2 separate regions of the Homo sapiens genome follow, and region 1 is linked to region 2. A link is a loop called in an ENCODE intact Hi-C map of the cell type or tissue named here. Cell type or tissue: PC-3. All regions are shown on one strand. Links, peaks and the distances in the headings refer to the core of each region. The heading gives the core; the rest is flanking DNA.

Evidence for each region. A loop is a pair of places that touch in the nucleus more often than their neighbours do. Peaks named below come from ENCODE experiments on the same cell type or tissue, not always from the same donor. Only the 100,000 strongest peaks of a DNase experiment are listed, where the experiment ranks them.
Region 1: a loop joins it to region 2, with 2.9 times the contacts of the local background. A loop is called at or near these places in 3 of 110 quality-filtered maps.

Annotation. Positions count from the first base shown.
Region 1 is chr20:18,170,176-18,174,571 of GRCh38, reverse strand. All of the region lies in intron 7 of KAT14 (lysine acetyltransferase 14), which reads right to left. Among named protein-coding and RNA genes, the nearest start is that of PET117, 35 kb to the right of the region's middle. In PC-3, for the core only: no CTCF peak of the experiment used is centred there; no DNase peak of the experiment used is centred there; H3K27ac peaks cover 463 bases.
Region 2 is chr20:18,270,167-18,274,562 of GRCh38, reverse strand. It overlaps LOC124904876 (a long non-coding RNA gene), which reads right to left. Exons shown (of 3, transcript XR_007067544.1): 2 at 1,877-2,007. It overlaps LOC105372551 (a long non-coding RNA gene), which reads left to right and starts at 3,402. Exons shown (of 2, transcript XR_937302.3): 1 at 3,402-3,606; 2 at 3,707-3,933. In PC-3, for the core only: a CTCF peak has its summit at 1,973; no DNase peak of the experiment used is centred there.

The DNA of each region.
Region 1 (4,396 bases), core at 252-4,251, 100 kb after region 2:
TAATAGTCATCAAAGAAATGCAAATCAAAACTGCAATGAGATACTACACTTCATACTCAGTAGGATGGCTATAATAAAAAAGACAGACAACAACAATATGGCAAGGATGTGTGGAGAAATCAGAATCTTCATACCCTGCTTGGTGGGAATGTAAAACGGCACAGCCACTTTGGAAGACAGTCTAGCAATCCTTCAAAAAGTTAAACACAGAGTTACATTTGACAAAGCAATTCCACTCCTAGATCTACACTCAGAGAAATAAAAATGTGTGTCCACACAAAAACTTGTATACATATGTTCAAAGCAGTATTTATGTTCATAGTCAAAAGGTAGAAACAACCCAAAAGTCCATCAACTGATGAATGGATAAACCAAATGTGGTCTATCCATACAATGGAATATTAAGCCATATTTAGGAATACTAATATATGTTACAATATGGATGAATCTTGAAAACATTATGCTAAGTGAAAGAAAGTGTTCACCAAAGGCCACATATTATATGACTCCATTTATGTGAAATGTCCAGAGTACATAAATCTACAGAGGCAGAAAGTCAATTCATGGGCAGTAGGAATAGGGAGTTTTGGGTAGTAACAGCTAAAGGGTTCAGGGATTCTTTGTGGGTTAACAAAATGTTCTAAAATTGATTATGGTTCAACTTTGTGAATATATTAGGAACCCGTCAACTGTACACTTTAAATAGGTGAATTGTAAGGTATATGAACTGTATGTTAATAAAGCTGTTAAGGAAGAAAAAGCATAAGAAATAGCCTCCAAGGTAATGGAGGAGCCTGGAAGCAGGAATGAGTAATTATGAAGCATCTCTTATTCATTACCAGATATTAAACACATGATCACTGAAATAAAGCACTCAACAAATGATGTCAGGGACTGGTTAAGGATTTTGTTTAAAAAGCAAAAGAAAAGACAAAAAAAAAAAAAAGAAGTAATGGTGTTAACATCCATATTCAGAGTGCAGAAGAGGAAAAGATAAAGGAGGAACATATTTAAAGAAGCAATAATGGGGAATTTCCTAGATCACAGCAGCATATCCAAGGACTTCTGATTTCCACTCTGGCAGGCAAGAAGCTTAGAAGTCATTCCTCCAGCCTAACAAGTAAACCACTGAACAAAGTGAAAAATCAAGAACTCTTGTAGATCCGTAAAAGACATGAGATAACAAGGCAAACCACTGCCCTCAAATTTGGAGAGAAAGAGAATCACAGCACACGGGAGCAGAGCCTCTGTGGGAACCAGCATCAAGGCGGGAAAGCCCTGAAGAACTGAAAATTGCTGAAGGCTCAATGCGGACAAGTCTAAGGATAAAAACTCCACTCCACAAGGTTCACCTCCAGAAGTTGGACCAGGTTCTCACAGTGAATATCAAAGAAAACTCCCCTCTTGATTCCAGATGGAGGAGGGGAAAAGGAACCATCTTAAAATAAAACACAGCATTGTGTTCTTAGTAACACCTGCCCTCAGGAGAAGTTATTTTTATCAGAGCCTAACCTATTGGGATTTAATCAGAGCCTAACTCACCTGGGGGAAGAGAAATACCTAACTTCACACCCTCTAGCCATCCTGTCCCAGCTGACCGGAGAGAAAACTGAGAAGCACTTTTAGTCCACAGCCCAGAGCACAGGCTCAAAAAAGACTGAGAACTACTCACAGAGCTATAGAGGGCTTTCCCTGCCCACACCTCCCCCATTTCCAACAGCCTACTTATCACAGCTCCTCTTACCCAGAACATCATCTTTGGCTTTCAACAAAAAATTACAAGGTATAAAGGCAAAAAAACACAGCTTGAAGACACAGAACAAACATCAGAACCAGACTGAGATATGGCAAAGATGTTACAGCTACTGGACTGGGAATTTAAAATATAGGCACACCTCAGAGACATTGCAGGATCAGTGCCAGACCACTGCAATAAAGTGAATGTCATAATAAAGCAAGCTGCACAAGTTTTTGGTGTCCCAGTGCATATAAAAATTATGTTTAAGGCTGGGTGTGGTGGCTCATGCCTGTAATACCAGCACATTGGGAGGCTGAAGTGGGAGGACTGCATGAGCCCAGGAAGTCAACTGACAGCTACAGTGAGCCATGATTGTGCCACTACACTCCAGCCTGGGTGACAGCGAGACACTGTCTCAAAAAAAAAAAAAAAGTGGCCAGGCGTAGTGGCTCAAACCTGTAATTCCAGCACTTTGGGAGGCCGAGGCGGGCGGATCACGAGGTCAGGAGTTCAAGACCAGCCTGGCCAATATGGTGAAATCCCATCTCTACTAAAAATACAAAAATTAGCTGGGCGTGGTGGCACGCACCTTTAGTCCCAGCTACTCGGGAGGCTGAGGCAGAAGAATCGCTTGAACCCAGGAGGTGGAGGCTGCAGTAAGCCGAGATCGCACCACTGCACTCCAGCCTGGGTGACAGAGTGAGACTCTGTCTCAAATAAAAAAAAAAAAGTTGACACTATATTGTTGTTGTGTGCAATAACAGCATTATGTCTAAGAAAAAAATGTGTGACTTAATTTTAAACACTTTATTGTTAAAAAATGCCAATGATCATCTGAGCCTTCAGTGAGTCAATCATTTTATTGGTAGAGGCTCTTGCCTCAATATTGATGGTTGCCAACTGATCAGGGTGGTGGTGGCTGCTGAAGGTTGGGATGGCTGGGGCAATTTCTTAAAATAAGACAACACTGAAGCATGCCACATTGACCTGCTCTTCCTTTCACAAAAGATATTGGTTTTTTTGAGACAGAGTCTTGCCCTGTTGCCTAGGCTACAGTGCAGGGGTATGATCTCAGCTAACTGAGACCTCCACCTCCCAGGTTCAAGCGATTCTCCTGCCTCAGCCTCCCAAGTAGCTGGGACTACAGGTGTACACCACCACGCCTGGCTAATTTTTGTATTTTCAGTAAAGACAGGGTTTCACTATGTTGGCCAGGCTGGTCTCAAACTCCTGACCTCACGTGATCCGCCCGCCTCGGCCTCCCAAAGTGCTGGGATTACAGGCGTGAGCCACTGTGCCTGGCCATGTGATGCTGTTTGACAGCATTTCACCCACAACATAACTTCTTTCAAAATCTGAGTCAAACTGTGCCACTAACTTATCAACTAAGTTTATGCAATATTCTAAATCTTTTGTTGTGAGATTTCAACAATGTTCATAGCATCTTTAGCAGGAGTAGATAGCATCTCAAAAAACCACTTTCTTTGCTCATCCATAAGAAGCAACACTTATTCATTCAAGTTTTATCATGACATTTATCGGTCACATCTTCAGGCTCCACTTCTAATTCTAGTTCTCTTGCTCTTTCCACATCCACAGTGACTTCTTCCACTGAAGTCTTGAACCCCTCAAAAGTCATCCATGAGGCTTGGAATCAACTTCTTCCAAACTCCTGTAAATGTTGAAATTTTGATTCCTCCCATGAATCACAAATGTTCTTAATGGCATCTAGAATGATGACTCCTTTTCCAGAAGGTTTTCAATGTCTTTGCCCAGATCTATCAGAGGAATCACTATCTATGATAGCAATAGCCTTAAAAAGAGTCTTAAATGGTAAGACTTGAAAGTCAAAATTACTCCTTGATCCATGGGTTACAGAATAGATGTTGTTTTAGCAGGCATGAAAATAATACTAATCTTAAACCTCTCAATCAGAACTCTTGGGTGACCAGGTACATTGTCAATGAGCAGTAATTGTTTGAAAATAATCTTTTTCAGGCCGGGCACGGTGGCTCATGCCTGTAATCCCAGCACTTTGGGAGGCCGAGGCGGGCGGACCACGAGGTCAGGAGATCGAGGCCCTCCTGGCTAACACGGTGAAATCCCGTCTCTACTAAAAAAAATACAAAAAATAAGCTGGGCATGGTGGCGGACGCCTGTAGTCCCAGCTACTCAGGAGGCTGAGGCAGGAGAATGGCATGAACCTGGGAGGTGGAGCTTGCAGTGAGCCGAGATTGCGCCACTGCACTCCAGCCTGGGCGACAGAGCAAGACTCCGTCTCAAAAAAGAAAATAATCTTTTTCTCTGAGTAGTAGCTTTCAATAGTGGGCTTAGAATATTCAGTAAACCATGCTGTAAACAGATATGCTGTCATCCAAGCTTTGCTGCTATATTTATAGAGCACAGCCAGGGTAGATTCAGGATAATTTATAAGGGCCCTAAGATTTTTGGAAGAGTAAATGATCACTGGCTCCAACTGAAAGTCACCAGTTGCATTAATCCCTAACAAGACAGTTGGCTTGTCCTTTGAAGCTCTGAAGCTAGGCACTGACTTCTCTCTAACTATGAAAGTCCTAGGTGGCATCTTCTTCAAATAGAAGGCTGTTTCATCTACAGTGAACATCTTGCTTAGTGTAGCCACTTCCATCAATGATCTTA
Region 2 (4,396 bases), core at 328-4,327:
TGCCTAACGATACTTTTCTCAGAATGTTTCCCCGTCATTAAGCGACACATGACTGTATGTTACTGCTGTTATGTTTCATAGCAGCCAACCATCTTCAGCAGGGAGAGTTTCTAGTAGCCCAGACAGTATCTTTGTGCAAATTAGAAAAAGATGCCCCCTTCCTTAAGGTATTTTTCTGCCATCTACCTGAAATTTTTTATAATAAATATTCATTTCTACAAATATTCAGTGCACACCCTGCTCAACCATATCAAACAGCTCTCCTAATAGGTCTAATGAAGTCCTTCAAAGAGAGAAGCAGTACAATTTATATTATAACTTTATTTTTAATTGCCTTCTTTTTACCCTTTCGCCTTGTAACCAGTGTGACAAAACACAATCTTGTCGCCTCCAGGCAGACAAAAAGATGCATACCAGTGATTAGTAAGTCTATACCAGATCCTAGGAATTGAGTACATCCTTGGGAGGGGGAGGAGACAGTTAATATCTAGATGACCACAACAAACAAGGAAATAAAATTGCAATTCCCTCCAAAACACAAAGAACCCCTAAAACAAAACCAAAAAATGTCTCAGTCTGACCTGGCACTGGGCCATCTTTTTCAGCTGCCAGATTAGCTTTCCTGCTTTTATCCATCAATAGAAGGAGTATTGCTCCATTGTTTTGCAATTACAATGGTTCTGTGATCTCTTGAATCAAAATTGAACTTTGTCTTCTTGTGTGAGAGAATACAAGATCCATCCCATATCAGTTTTCTGGAGCTCCAGATCCATTCTCTAATGCTAGGCAGACATCTCTGCTAGACTGACCATTAGGCACTTTAAGCTGAGCATGCCTCAAACTCATCCCGTCCTTTCCCTCCCAAACCTCTTTCTCCTCCTGTAGTCCCCACATCTCCATTGACTTCCTGACTCTTCTCTCAGTTTCACAAATGATTAAGTACCTTCTTAGAGTTCCTTTCCCTTCACCTGACACACATCAGTCTCCACCACCTGCTGCGTGCTCTGCATGTGGACATCTGTCGGGATCTCTCTGTTCCCATTGCCTCAGCATTGGATGAAGTCTTGGGCCCTCGTCATTTCTCCCTGGGACTAATGCAGTGGCTTCTCAGCTAGTGTTTTAGCCATTCCCAAGTCTCCTCACCTCTTTTCAATTTTCTGCTCCCCTGTTATCTGAACAGAACTGGGACCATTTACCCGCACTGCTTATAAACCTCTAGTGGCTTCCTACTGCCTTCAGGATCAAATCTCCACTCTGTTCCAGTCTACCCCAACCTGCCACTAGTTTTAACCACTATTCACTGCTCTCCTTTCTGTTTCTCCTCCCTATCCCACGGTATTCCCTGCCACTTTTCACTACTTAAAATTTTAGAATTCCCTCAAAATGATGGGCATCAAGCCTCCTGTACTTCATGGATTGAATACCACCACGTTCTTCCTCTGGCAAACATTTTTTTAAAAATTTATTTATTTATTCATTTATTTATGACACAGGGCTCTCTCTTTTGGCCAGGATGGAGTACAGTAGCTCAGTCGTGGCTCACTGCAGTCTCAACCTGCTGGGCTCAAGCATTCCTCCCACCTCAGCCTCCCATAATGCTGAGATTACAGATGTGAGCCACCGCGCCCGTCCCCTCTGGCAGCTCTTATTCATCCTTCAGGTCCAGCACAAGTTGTCGCTGCTTCTCTGAAGTTTTCCCACCCCCACCCTCTTCCTTCGATTTTCCTAGCACATTTTATAAACTTCTGTCTTGATATTTTTGTCATGATGTGCTGCAACATGTTTCCCCTCCCAGGGGATATGCCCGGTCTCACTTCTTTCCCTAAGGCACTCAGGGCTGACTCGGTAAGGACTGTACTCAAGGGTTGGTTCAAACCTTGAAATGGGAAGATAAGGACAATGAGACAGGCACGTGGTTCTGCGGGCTGTTGAGCAACTCTTGATGAGCTTCAGGGACACAAGGGAGGAGACTGCGGGTGCCCTGGTGGCCACTAGTTGTTTGGACAGCTGGAAAACAGATTGTTAAAAATAAAAATTTTCATCAGAATGTTTTCTTCTTTTGTACACATGACATTCTGTGCTTCTAATGAAACTGGGCCTTTACAAAATGAAATAAAAGGATCTGTGCTATTATTGACTATAAAGTGATCATCTTTAAAAAGACAGACACTAAGAAAGAAATTACTAATTCAGTGAATTGAAAGTCCAGAGTTCTAGAATTGATTTATGGGTTCCAGCAAGGATCAGATATTTAAATGATTAGGTTTTTTATCATCTTCCAACTTCTTATTGTTCAAAATTGTTACAAAAATGAATTCAGGCTGGGCATGGTGGCTCACACCTGTAATCCCAGCACTTTGGGATGCCGAGGAGGGTAGATCACCTGAGGTCAGGAGTTCGAGACCAGCCTGGCCAACATGGTGAAACCCTATCTCTACTAAAAATAATAACTAAAATACTAGCTGGGCATGGTGGCACATGCCTGTAATCCTAGCTACTCAGGAGGCTGAGGCAGGAGAACTGCTTGAACCTGGGAGGTGGAATTTGCGGTGAGCCGAGATTGCGCCACTGCACTCCAGCCTGGGTGACAGAGCAAGACTCTGTCTCAAAAAAAAAAAAAAAAAAAAAAAAAGTGAATTCAGTCTTGCTTATATATTTTGAGTTCCGTAGAGTTCAACATTCTACTGAAAATATAAGATGAATGGGTTTCATTATCTTGCCTGCTTAAATTTATTGATGCAGGGGTAGAAGCAGGAAAAGAAAAATAAGAAGAAAAATAATTAATTGATGTGCAAGTTTGTGGGGTTTTTTTGCCAGGGAACAGATTTTTTTCAGGACTGTGTCTTTTTTTTTTTTTAAGAAACAGGAAGGTTATCTTGGATTATGACTAATTAGATTAATTTTAAAAACAAAATATATATTAATTATAAATATATTCATTTATATAAGAAATATATTTATATATTTATAAATACATTCTGTTATATTAGTGTGACAACATGCTATAATGTATGTAGACAGCTAACAGCCATTTATCAGGGGTTTACAGTGTCCTGCTCAGCTGAACCCCTGGGATTCAAAGGGGAGGGACCCTGTTCCTGGACCCAAGATGCTCATAGTCTCATTGGGGAAATGACGAGGTAGAAAAAAATAATCACAAGGCAATGTAGTAAGTGTAAAAAGGCCTTTAACATTCTGTTGGCGTGCAAAGTTCAATCAGATATTCTCTGCTGATGCAGAGGCACATGTCACAAAGGGGGACACAAGCTGGCTCCAGGTGTGGCCAAAAAAGTGTGCAGTGATGTTCTCTAGTCTATTTTTTTTTCCTTTTTCTCTATTCTGGCTTCTCAATATGATGTCTAGTCTAATCAAGCAAATTCACTTATAAGCAGGTGAAAGTTCAAGAAAGGGGCCTCAGAAGTCTTCTGGTTTGGCCCATTCCTTTGTGATGAAGGTTCTAGACATAGGGACTGGGGTTTGTGTGAGGTCACCCAGGTGATTGCACAGCGCCAGCCCTCAAAGCCAGGTCTAGGGCTCCATCCCACTTCCCAAGATGCCCTGAAGTCTTGAGGTGTCTGCTAGGAAAGCGTTGCATTACTGGGCCAGGTAGAAACCAAACTCTAAAATCAATGCTGTAGAGAGATGCTTTCAATTTTATTTTAAAACTGTGTTTTGATTACATTTGTCATTAACTTTTCTGACTTAGGAAAGAAGCTTCATATTACAACAGGCTGACATGTTTTTAGCTCAAGAGTGGAGACTTCTGTCAATCATGTGGGATCATGAATGCCTGAAAGGTTGGAGGTCCATGCGTTGACCAAGAAGAACTCCAGCTGCTTCAGATTGCTTGATTGTCACTGAAAAGTACACTCAATATGAAGAAGATTGCAGTTAACTGGAGATTAAAATTAGATGTCTTAATAAGGCAAATCATTTCAACGTATGTCTTCCCTTTCTTTGATTTCCTCTCATGTGTATTATAACACCTCTTACTAGAGGGCTCCAGAAGGAACTGCTCTCACCCTTACCTGCACTGTTTTGTTGAAAAGGAATGTTTCTGATTTTATCTCCTCATTTTTACTACTTCTTCTTATCTTTTTTTAAAATTTTATTTTCATGGTATGACACGTGAAAGACCTCAGGGCTTTTGGCATGTGTGTTAGCCAGAGATGTTCTACAGTTTCTTTAGTGATATAAGACAATCTTCTTTTGGAGAGTGTTTCAAGCACCGAAGGCTTAATATTGCCATTTTCACATTTGGATGGCATTTTTCCAAATGTCTTGTGAGCCTTGCCAGTGGTGGCAAGCTGTAATTGGTCAAAAATGAAAGTGAAAACTTAATGAAAACTAAGTTTCCAGTCTCGTCTTTATGGCCAATTTCCCAGGTAACCTTGAG